Regions from separate parts of the Homo sapiens genome. Here region 1 is linked to region 2. The links are chromatin contacts, found by Hi-C in ENCODE. All regions are on one chromosome and are shown on one strand. Each heading gives the region's core, a stretch centred on a gene start or an enhancer-like site at or near the end of the contact. The rest is flanking DNA. Distances are from core to core; before and after follow the strand shown.

The links. A loop is a pair of places that touch in the nucleus more often than their neighbours do. Pooled maps may share reads with other maps.
Region 1: a map of naive thymus-derived CD4-positive, alpha-beta T cell shows a loop between it and region 2 (9-fold over the local background). The contact joins the promoter of NEIL3 here to the promoter of FBXO8 in region 2. A Hi-C loop is called at or near these places in 2 of 168 maps with a recorded cell type or tissue (both naive thymus-derived CD4-positive, alpha-beta T cell) and 9 of 50 pooled maps.

Annotation. Positions count from the first base shown.
Region 1 is chr4:177,307,460-177,313,268 of GRCh38, reverse strand. It overlaps NEIL3 (nei like DNA glycosylase 3), which reads right to left and starts at 3,395. Exons shown (of 10, transcript NM_018248.3): 1 at 3,160-3,395. The coding sequence starts at 3,315. RefSeq lists an enhancer at 3,225-3,314 and a silencer at 3,395-3,514.
Region 2 is chr4:174,280,575-174,286,761 of GRCh38, reverse strand. It overlaps FBXO8 (F-box protein 8), which reads left to right and starts at 3,095. Exons shown (of 6, transcript NM_012180.3): 1 at 3,095-3,352. CEP44 (centrosomal protein 44) reads right to left here and starts at 2,851. Exons shown (of 12, transcript NM_001040157.3): 1 at 2,819-2,851. RefSeq lists a silencer at 2,619-2,886 and an enhancer at 2,651-2,900.

The sequences.
Region 1 (5,809 bases), core at 2,146-4,645, 3.0 Mb before region 2:
ATTATGGCAATAACTACTGAAGTAGTGTTTTTTGGTTTGTTTTTTGGTATGATTATCTGAGGTTTAAATATTTTATTTTGAATGCCCATTAAATATTTCTTTAGCTCTCATTAGTAACTTTTTCCATGTTTACTGCACTGTAAAGAATGCAGTATGCAGTTATTAAATTATTTTTAAATGCTGCCTTGTGAAAACTAATCATTTCAAGCCAGTAGCAGAAACATTTAAATAGCTTTAACTCTTTGGCATAAATGCCTAGGAGACATGGGATCATCTGCTACAGTAATGATCTTGCCAGAGGTTTGTGACAACCTACCATGTTTTAATGAAATTTACTATGGATCCCTCTAAAATGCAAAAGACTCTTCATGTTTACAAAAGGTTATAATTATGTTTTTTTTTTCAGATCAAAGTCCCAGAAAATGAAGCCATAGTAAATTATTTAGAAATTTACCAACAGCCTCAAAGAATGTATTCCTTCCATATTGATTTTAAAATCCAGTGTCCATAGAACCAGATTCCTGATACTAACCACAAAGACCTATTCCAATTTTTAATGCCTCTTTCTATCAAGGTATCAAAAATAATACCTTTAAATGCCAGGCTTTTTATGTGTGGGGTATAACTTATTGAATATTGCTGCCAAGTGATGTTAATAATTGCCTAACCATTACTGACGCATTTGTATTATATTATCAGGCTGCACTCTTTTGTGCAATCCAAACATGGCCATAGAAGCTGTTAGAAGAGAATTATCAGAATAGATATAAGAGAATTGACTCAACCGAACAAAACTAAAAATGGTGGTAGACACAGCCAAAAATCCAAGATTGCACTTTTCTATTTAATAAATAACCACTACTATATACTGAGCATTATGGTGTTCTTACCGTTGTATGCTAAAAAAGCAATAAAGATCCTACTGAATCTTTTATGGCTGAGAGGAGCTATGGCATGGTTAAGAGGGTAGGCTTTGGAGTTTTAAAGAAAAATCAAACCCTGGTTTAGCCCCTTACTAGACATGTGATCTTGGGCAAATTTACTTAAAGTCACTCTGAGCCTCATATGCCTCATCTGTAGAATCAGGTTAATCCTTTATCATAGGGTTATCCTTTTTCATGACTGAATGAAATGTAAAAGCATCTCATGCCATACCATCAGAGATAATCACAACAAAACTTAAAAGGAAATGTTTAAGCTATTTTTCCTAAATACCAATGAGGTGATATTTATTTAAAACATTAGGTTGGACTCTCACAGCAGAAAGCATATCCTACTCATCTTCGTATCCGCAGGAGCTAGCATAAAACCTAACACAAAATACGTTGTGGTTGAATGATGTAAATGATGATATCCCTAAGTATATTCATGTCATATCCATTGCTTAGCCCTCCCATCATAGTGATTCTCTTGTCTTCATCTCCACCACCAGCACTTGACCCCAAATTTGTCACCTGGATTTCTGCAGTCGACTCCTAAATGAGAGGGCAGTGTCTACTCTGGCTTTCTTTCAGTCTTTTTCCTGTTCCAATCCCTGAGCTGCATGGCTTCTACTCACCCTGCACACCTCAGCTTTTTTTTTTTTTTTTTTTTTGAGACAGAGTTTCGCTCTTGTTGCCCAGGCTGGGGTGCAATAACGCGACCTCAGCTCACTGCAACCTCCACCTCCTGGATTCAAGCGATTCTCCTGCCTCAGCCTCCTGAGTAGCTGGGATTACAGGCATGCACCAGCATGCCTGACTAATTTTTTATTTTTGTAGGGATGGAATTTCTCCATATTGGTCAGGCTGGTGTTGAACTCCCAACCTCAGGCGATCTGCCCACCTCAGCATCCCAAAGTGCTGGGATTACAGGCATGAGCCACTGCACCCGGCCCACACCTCAGCTTTGCTACTTCCCTGGGGAAGCCTTCCCAGGTCTTCCTACAAGTCCTTAAAGAATCGTGTATCTCTCCTTCACAGAACTTATTAATTTATATTTCTTTAGGTGATTATTTAATGAATGTCTTTGTGTCTTCCCAACTGAAGTATAGGCTCCAAAAGAGGAAGTATTTGTTTTTGCTCCCCAGGTGTCTTGAGTATTCAAAATTTTATTGAATGAGTAATTTTCATAAATATTAATATTCTTAAGAAACCATCTAAAATCCATCTCTGTGGTACCCTGAAACGATTTTAGAAACACTATAACAATAATAAAAAAAAATAGGTACAGAGTACTTACTGGCATATCAAGTCAAAATAAACAAAAGGGCAATTGGAAGGAGATGTAAAACTTATTTTTTCCCAAGTTTGAAAATATATTTTCTTAGACTTAGAACCTCATTTCTTTCAAGTTGTAAGCATATGCTAATTTCATAGCAGGCAACTTTTTCTTCCAGGACCAAAGGCTATAAGAAGCTTTGCAGAAGAAATTGAAATACAGTGCAATATTGCATGTAGGCATGAAATACAATCATCCATACATCTAGAGGGCTTTTAAAACATGATGCCTTAATCAGAATATTTTTAGTACAAGTTCTGGCCAAATGAATACCACATCGTCTGCAATGAATGCCTGAGTGGCAAGAAGCTGTGCTAGTTTACTTTAAAAAGAAATAAATTCACTTAAGGGAACCAGAACTGGGTTTCATTGCCCCTTAATTAGATGGCAATATGAAGTTGAGTGAGAAGTTAGTGCTAAATTTTCTACGTGTAGTTTTAGAATTATATACTAGTTGTGATATACTTACCAATTGCAGATTAGCCAAGCAAGAAAGTAGAATTTTATGCTAAAAGCTTAAAATGGGACGAAGAAAACATATCAGAGGTAGCAGAGATTTGATAATATCAATAGTAAAAAATGCAGCTGTAGACATGGGAAACCATGTGTGTATCATAAAGAAGTTAAGTAAGGTGACTCGGATAAAACACCTTCACTGGATTCCCCTAGGGCATCTTGCTCCGGCAGCGTGAGCCCAGAACGCTAGCCCTCCTCTCCTGCGCAGGCGCGCTAGGACCGACTTCTCCCTACAGTAAAGTGACGATAAACTCTGTGAAAGGTGGGACCCCAGGAAACCTGGGCCAGAGCAAAGAGATGACACTTTAAATCCTGGAACCCTGATGGGGTCTTTATTCCATTTCCCCCCTGCTGACTGCATGGCCTGTTACAGGAGTAGCTCACCTGCGGGGAGACCACAACCGTGGAGGCTGCGAGCCGCAAGGCGCGGCCCTGCAGACTCCGCAGAGCGCTTCCCCGCACGCCGGTCACCGCCTGGCCCGGGAGCACCCGCGCGCGAATCTTCTCTCCATTCAGAGTACAGCCTGGTCCTTCCACCATCTCTGTGGCCGGCACTGTGGCCCACCGATTGCAGGGCCTGGTGAGAATACCGCTGTGCAACTCAACGCTGCGCGGGCACTGACCGCACGCAGAGGAAATTCAAATCTCGCGCGCGTCTGGCCCCGCCCAGGCCCCGCCCAAACAGCACCCTAGCTGTTGAGGTCGCTCCCTACGGCGCATGCGCTGTGGTTCACCCCCGCCCTAGGTCTTGCTGTGGGTTTATTAAGAAAACGCAAACGCGCGTGGGGCGGGGGGCGTGGAGGACAACTAACTAGGCTGAACTGTAAAAGCAGAAGAAATTGGGACTTGGAAAGCTCTGAATGTATTTTCTTTGCGTTAAAGTTTTGCCCTTGTCTTTGAGCTACTTAGTATACACACATTTTCTGATCTGGTCCTCTTAATCTGTCCTTGTCTGTGACAGGACAGATATGTCACAGACAATCTTGTTTTTGGCTCTGTTTTTGGCATGCTATATTCGGACGTGGGTGGGATAAGAGAAACGAAGAAGAGGGTTTTTGGAACAAACAGCAGAATATATTCTAGTGTCTATATTTAAAAACTCCATTATTAGATAGTTAAGTGAGCCCTACCTAAGTGCATGCATCCATTTTGTAAGGGGACGCCCCAAGATGAAAGCTATATGAAATTGCTTTGTTAAACGTAGAGGTTTATATAAATTTGAGGGTAATGCGTAGCTTTTCAAATTTACCCACAACCCTAACCAAAGATGCATGCATACATATAAATCTATGAAGTTTATGACTCCATATAGTTTTGTAAATTATAAAGTGTATTCTTTTTTGAAAACTGAAATACTACACATTAAAACAGAATGTCAATTTCTAAGTGATTTCATAAGCATAGCACTGTGCTGCCGTTAAACCACAAGAGCATATACACAGGTGGTTGCTGACTTAGGATGCCCCAGCGTAACAGTGTTTTGACTGTATGATGGTGCAAAAGTGACACACAGTAGAAACTGTACTTTGAGTACTCATATAGCCATTCTGTTTTTCATTTTCAGTACAGTAGTCAATAAATTATTCAACACTTTATTATAAAATATGCTTTGTGTTAGGTGATTTTTCCCAACTGTAGGCTAATGTAAGTGTTCTGAACACATTTAAGGAGGGCCTCGTGAAGCTATGATGTTTGGTAGGTTAGATATATTAAAGGCATTTTCGACTTACTGTATTTTCAGTTTACAACGGGTTTATCAGGACATAACCCCATCGTAAGTTGAGGAGCATCTGTATACTAGAGAGTTGAATTTGAATATACTGAAGACTTGATTGAAATTTTGAAAAGTATTAAATCTTTCCTTTGCAGGGAGAGATTAGTGATCAAAAGTTGGCTGGATCAATTTCAGGACTATTTGTACTTTACTCCCTTGTTCAATTCAATAATCTCTGTCCTTTGATGGAGAAAAGTCCTATATACCTTCTCCTCTTTCAGCGTTGTACTAGTTATTTATTGTTACCTCATCAATTATCCCATTTGTTATTTCAAAGTTTCTGTGGGTCAGGAATTTGGCAATAGTCTAGCTAGCCAGAGTCATCCTGGCTCAGCATTTCTCAAGAGGTTACAGTTAAAATATTAGCCAAGGCTAAAGTGCCCCAAAGGCTTTTTGTAGCTAAAAGATCCACTTCCGAGATGAGTCACTTGCATGGCTGTTGGCAGGAGGCCTCAGTTTCTCACCTCTTGTGTCTCTATAGTGCAGCTCGGCTCTTCTAATGACATGGCAGCTGAGAGTGTGATCCAAGAGAGAAGTCAAGGAGAAAGCTGCAATGCCCTTTATTACTTAGTCACCCTTTATTACTTAGTTTACTATGGTAACTTACTTCTTATTCCATTCATTAGAAGCCAGTCATTAAATACAGTGCATTCACAAGGGGAGGGGAATTAAGCTGTGATTTGAAAGGAGGGATATCAAAGAGCTTGTGGACAAATTTAAAAAATATCAACCTGTTCATTTATCTGATTCACCTCATTTCTCTTTAAGGTGTTGTGTACTGTGCACATTTGGGTCAAATACGATCTTTAATTAGTAAGAGTTGGGGACTGACACTGAAGGCATTAAGAGATTTCACTGGCGTGACTGAAAGGCGGAGTCAGATTTTGTTTTGTTTTGTTGGCTGGAGTGCAGTGGCCTGACCTTGGCTCACTGCAACCTCCACCTCCTGGGTTCAAGCAATTCTCTTGCCTCAGCCTCCGATGTAGCTGGGATTACAGGCACCTACCACCACGCCTGGCTAATTTTTGTATTTTTAGTAAAGACGGGGTTTCACCATGTTGGCCAGACTGGTTTTGAACTCCTGACTTCAAGGGATCCACCCGCCTTGCCTCCCAAAGTGCTGGGATTACAGGCATGAGCCACTGCACCTGGCCCAGATTTTGTTTATATGTGACTAGCCTCTGAGTCCTTTGGTATATCTCTTTGATCTTGCTTCTTACGTCCAATCAAAAGCAAACTCGCATACGCTGTGTATCTACA
Region 2 (6,187 bases), core at 1,846-4,345:
CAAAAGTAATAGCATGGAATTTATTTCTAAATGACTAATTTTCTTGCATGGAGTGGGACTTTCATTAGATTATCAAAGGAGATTTTTCCCAAAGAAGAGTCATAAATAGGTATATAAACGATTAAGAACCTTTGCTGGAAGGAGGTAAGTTTCTGAACTATAAAAGTCTAGTCAGCCAGTAACGTGAAACTCAATAACTTACATAAAAACATCTACCACAACTGTCCATGGACACTTCATAGAAGAAAAGTAATACATAACAATACCTTGAGTAATGAACCCTTTGAGAATGAAGCTCCTTTAAAATGAAGTTATCACATTAAAATGAAGTCATTATATTAAAATGAAAACAGAACAATTCATAAATCAGGTGAAGCTGGGTTAGTGTGATCTTTTCCTCCAATTCGCATTACCCAGCTGTCCAGGATACAAATCATCCCTTTACACACCGTTTCTCTATCTTTAAATAAGGAAAGGTAAGAAGGTCACCGATTTACAAAATCCTAAATTTAGTAAGCTTCCTACTTTAAGCCCCTCGCCACTCATTTCCACAGCCATTTCCCCAGGGTAGAGCAACTGCTCCCTCTTTATGAACCTACCTTTCTGTTCCTAGTCTCCTTTATCAACATGGTAGGCAACAGCTTATTGAATATACTTTATAGACTTGTGCATGCACATTTTAGTCACTATTTTTCAGCCAATAAATTACTTCAACTAAACATTTACATTTCTAGACAGAGATAATTTTAGGTACTGTCAAATGGGAGATAACTAGAAAAAGAGAAAGTCATCCTGAAATCACATTATACAAAACACTGGCCAAGAAGGTAAACCCTATTTAATATCCTTTAGACTGACTGGGGGTAGATGGACACACGGAAGCCTAAAAGGGATTTCCCAAGATAAGCCTTTACTTTCCTGAAAAACATGAAGTGAGGACTACTCTGGCTTTAACCGCAAAAAATGTATTCTTGGATTTTGCCACTGGCCAATATAGTAGGTCTGAGCTTCTTTCGGGTTCCAGACCCATCTATCGTAACACAATTCTTCTAGGGATACCTTCTTCCCAGTAACTTTAATGTAAATTCTATGTCTTTCCAGACTTCCTTTAGTCCTTCCAGATGTATATTCCATTTTCCCAGTGCAAGTAATTCTGTTTTACGTAACACTTTATGATATCTTCTCACCTTTCCTTTTTCTGACATTTTGGAAAACATTTCAGTGTCTCTTACATGATTTCTACCTCTGATAATGGAATTTCTGACAACAAAGTTATGTCTCTCTTCAGTACCAGTGAATAAATATTTTGAAGAGTAATACAAGCAGAGCTCGTGAACGAGGTAAGTGATAGGAGACAGAAAAATAAAGGGATTTAAAATTGGGATTATCACAGAATAAAATTACAGCTACTGCTCTACATTCTCACAAAGGGCTTTACTAAGTCTACTATAAAATTCAAAAGCCTTAAAAACAAGACATTAAAAGAAGCCAATCTATTACTTATGTACATTTTAACACCTTACTTTCATTAATGAAAAATACTTTTAAAAATTTAACATTTTCAACTTATAGCACTGATCAAAGGCAAACTAAGGAAAAAAGGAGATACCACTCAGCTTGCAGCATAGATTCAATAATAAAGAAGCTCTCAATATTCCTTTCTAGCTTCCTTCCTTGTCTACAAGTCAGATCTGCGCAATTGAACTTGTGGGAGAGGTTGTGAAAATAGTGTACTCTAGCAGTTTAGGATTTTCAACATCGCTCAATCTCATTGCTGTTAGAGGTCATTAAAACAATGCCTCCCAATAGAATGTCACTGGACCAGAGTGATTTTTGTTTAGAATGAAGCAACTACACTGACTCTAATAACAGTCAATGGCTAAGAGTTTGTGACATAGCACATAATGCTCGATATTATCTAAAAACACGTATCAAAAACAAAAAAGTAAAGATGAGAAAAACAGTTTATGAAACTGCAAAAGATATTAGGGAAATACTTCTCTAAGAGATAGGAGAAAGGTCTGAGAAAGGCAAAGCATCGAGAAAGCTGGGCGGGAGTGGGGAGGAGTAAGGGACAAGTAAAGAGTTCAACGGGACTGCTGTGTTCACACATAAAATTAAAAGGTCTGCAGATAATTCGGGAAAAAAACAGTCTAGCATGGCCATAATTCCAGAGTAAAAGAGAATAACAACTTCAAGATTAACTTGTTACAGTGAGGGAAAAATCTGTAGCCTTCAATAAAGGTGGAGAAATATTTGAAAAGCTGGGGAAATGCCAACAAGGAAAACACGAACTGCTGTCCTGTCTTCCTTATAGTCAGGAGCCGTTTGTATCCTCACCCCAGAGGATCCAATAGGAATCAGTAAGCCTATAACTTTCCAACCCTAAGTCACAACCTAATTCTGATAGGATGAGCTACCACGATACTTCCCACTTCGTTGTGACTAAAAGCATATACTAGTTGGGTATATAAGCAAGGCTCCCCTCCCGCCATTTGATTTAAAAGAATGAAAAGGCGGATCTGGTCATTCGTCTCCGCCCGGGGTCTCTGTAAGGACGGCGGAGAGAGGCGACCTCCGCCCAATACCAGGCGCAGCCTTGCCGTCTCCTCGGGGCTCACCAAGCAGCCACCAGCAAAGAAGCCGGTTTCAAAGGCCCAGCACGACAGGGAGAGGAAAACGGAGCATATGCAACCATACACAGTCACCAGAGTCCAGCCTCCCGCAACCAGTCGCTACAGCCAGGCGCCTGCGCCCAGAAGCGCTTCTCGCGCCGACCGTTTGTATTTGGAATTGTGGGTTCCTGCCCGCCACGCACCACCGCAAGACCTTCAAAGCTGGGAGCTTCTCTGTGCTCCAGGATTCCTCGCTGCCGATTCCACACCGCGTTCAAGACTCCTGTGAAGAGCGACTCCGCTGAGAGCCTCCTCAATGGCCAGTCCACTTCTAACTTGCAGCTGAGAAGTTTTTCTGATCTTGATGGTCAGAGTGGCTCGTGCTACGAAGTGAGAAACAAGGAATCTATAGCGAATCGTAAACAACAGAAATAAAAATGCGTCTCCGTTAAGAGTCGGAGCCTAACGTCACTTCCGGCAACAATAGGAAACGTCAAAATTGGGATAGTCGGCAGTTCTGGCCCCTGCAGCTGGAGGTACCCTGAGTTCTGAGGGTCGTAGTGCTGTTTCTGGTATTCTCATCGCGGTCACCTCTACCGGTGTGGACAAGTAAAGTTTGAATCAGCTTCTCCATGGCCTGGGCACCAGTTCCCGGCTGAGCCATTTTCCTTTTGGCTAAAAGTCCCCGCCCAGAGGCCAATTCGTCGCGGCGGCGGTGGAGATCGCAGGTCGCTCAGGTACAGGAGTCAACCTAGATATTTTAGATCTCTTGTCTCTTTTCCCTGTTCACCTTCACTTTTCTCGAAAATAAAGACAACCAGTGCTTGCCAGTTGGCCGAAACTGGCCGACCAGCAAGAGTTTGCGACCAATGACAGTGCGAAGCATCTTGAGTGACAGTAGTGGTGGCTCATTAAAGTGAGGAATCACTGTCAGGAGGCGGAACTGGGTGTGTTCCTTCTGTTTCTAGGCCATTGGGGTGTAGTTCGGTTTAGGACTCCAAGTAGTAACCCAGCGTCATTGTGAAATAAACCTGAGAAATGACAAGGGTTACTTTCTTCAGGTCCAAGTGTTGGTTTTCGGGTCGAGTGTTATTTTGGTTCCTAGACAGTTTTTGGTTCTTTACCACTTTCCAGTAATATGAATGCAAACACAAGTATAGTTAAGATCACGATGGATTGCTAGCTGCTACAGTAGTCAAACTTGGGTTATAAAACTTGTCAAACTTGTCTTTTATTTGTTTCTCAGCGACTGGGTTCTAATCTCTTACGTAGAAGGTTCTCAATATTTATTTGGCAAAATCACATAAATGGATCCCAATCCTCAGTCATTTAATTTTTTTAGTTTTATTTTTAGGTTCTGTATGAATTTACTAATAAAATAATTGATTCTACTTGTTTTACAAGTAAAATATTCATTTTCAAGGCTCCTAGGTGTATATCCACAAATGAATATATCATGATTTTTATTACGGTAAAGTGAAGACAATTTATGTTTTCTATTTCAGCTTTCCTCTTCCTTCTTTTAATGTTTGAAGTAATGTATTTCTGAGGTAGGAGCTCTACACACTTCTCAACTCTACCCTTCACGAAAATGATATGTGAAACAGAGTAGGTTTCAGAATAAAGAATGCATAAGTTTTATTATTTTTTTCATATTGGGTCAGAAATTCATCTTTAGCCAATTAACCTGACAATATGTCTGATGAGGTACTTCATTAGTTGTCTATTGCTGGGTAACAAATTACCCCCAAATTTACCCCAGCTTAAAACAACAAATATTATCAGTTTCTGTACATCAGGAATTAGGGTGCAGCGTAACTTCATTTAATAATAAGTTACAGCAAATTAACTAATATTACTTGGGGCCCTTGGATCAATTACTTCCATCCACAAAATATTATAGTAACTTCTAGATAAGCCAAAACATTGATCATAATTTATTACATATGGTCACTTTAATGGGGAATGTTTTGTGTGTTTACTGTTGCTAGGTTAAAAGATATCTTCCTCATTTTACAATATAAAAACATTGAATTACCAAATCTTTAATCACAGTGTGTTGAAATTAGTCATTCAGATTTGTAACTTTATGGTTTATTATTTAACCAACTGCTAATGTACAACTAATTTTTTCCTCATTTTGATTCAGATTTGGAAACTGGCACTATTCCATTGACTGACCCATGATAATGCATCAAAATCATTAATACTAAAGTCTAAGAATTATGCATTTAATTTCTGTTTCTTTTTCTTGAATTATTTTACTTAAATAATTTTTTAAACAATTTAAATGAAATACATCTATTTCTGGAAATTTATGTTCACTATTTCTTTTTCGTTTTGCTCTCATTGTTTTGTTTTTCTGACAAATTTCTTGACTTAGCTCTCTAATAAACTAAAACATTTTTGGCTGACTTGAATAAATTTATATCATATTTGGGGCAAGTATTTTTTTGAGACAGATTTTTATTCTGTTGCCCAGGCTGGAGTGCAGTGGTGCGAACAAGACTCACTGTAGCCTTGACCTCCTAGGTTCAAGCAATTCTCCCTCCCACCTCAGCCTTCAGAGTACCTGGGACCACAGGCACACGCCATCACGTGTGGTTATTTCTTTTAATTTTTTTGTCTGACTGTGCTGCCCAGGCTGGTCTTGAAGTCCTGAGCTCAAGCGATCCTCCTTCCACAGCCTCCCAAGGTTCAGGAATCATAGGTGTGAGCCACTGTGCTGGTGCAAGTACTTTATAGCAATATAAGATAAAAATATTTGTGGTTTGGAGTTTAGGCAACAGCTTTAGGGAGTTTAACCATTTAGTCAGCAGTTCGTGTATTTTTCAAGAATAGATTGCATAGGATTCATAAGCTATTTGAATGAAGGAACCAGATTTTAGCAAGTAAGCCAAGCTTGGAGAGACTCTATATGGAGTAGTGATTTGTGGAAGTCATGAATATAGGGAAAAAAGAGATGGAAAGGACAGATGTTAAATACACACACACGCACGCCATCATCTCTTCTTTTATTTATTAATTTGTTTTTCAGAGTTTTTTCCCTCATTTTATTTTTATGGGATCACAGAATTGTTTCTTCCAATTTTTAAATTGTAGTAAAATATACGTAACATAAAATTTACCATCTTAACCATTCTAAGTGTACAGTTCAATGGTATTAATTACATTGATAATGTTGTGCCACCATCAACACCATCTATCTTCATTACTCTTTTTATCTTGTAAAACTGAAACTCTATACCTATTAAACAATAATTCCCCTTCCCCATTCCTAGGTCCTAGCAATCACCATTCTACCTTTTGTTTCCAGTTTTGGAAACCGGAAGTGTTTGTATTCATATTACTGGAAAGTGGTAAAGAACCAAAACCTCATATAAATGGGCTTATCCAGTATTTGACTTTTTTTGACTGGCTTATTTAACTTGGCATAATGTCCTCAAGGTTCATCTTTGTTGTAGCATATGCCAGAATTTCTCTTCTTTTTAAGGTCACATAACATTCCCTTATATGTGTCAGCCACATTTTGCTTATCCATTCATCTGTTATTGGACACCTGGGTTGCTTCC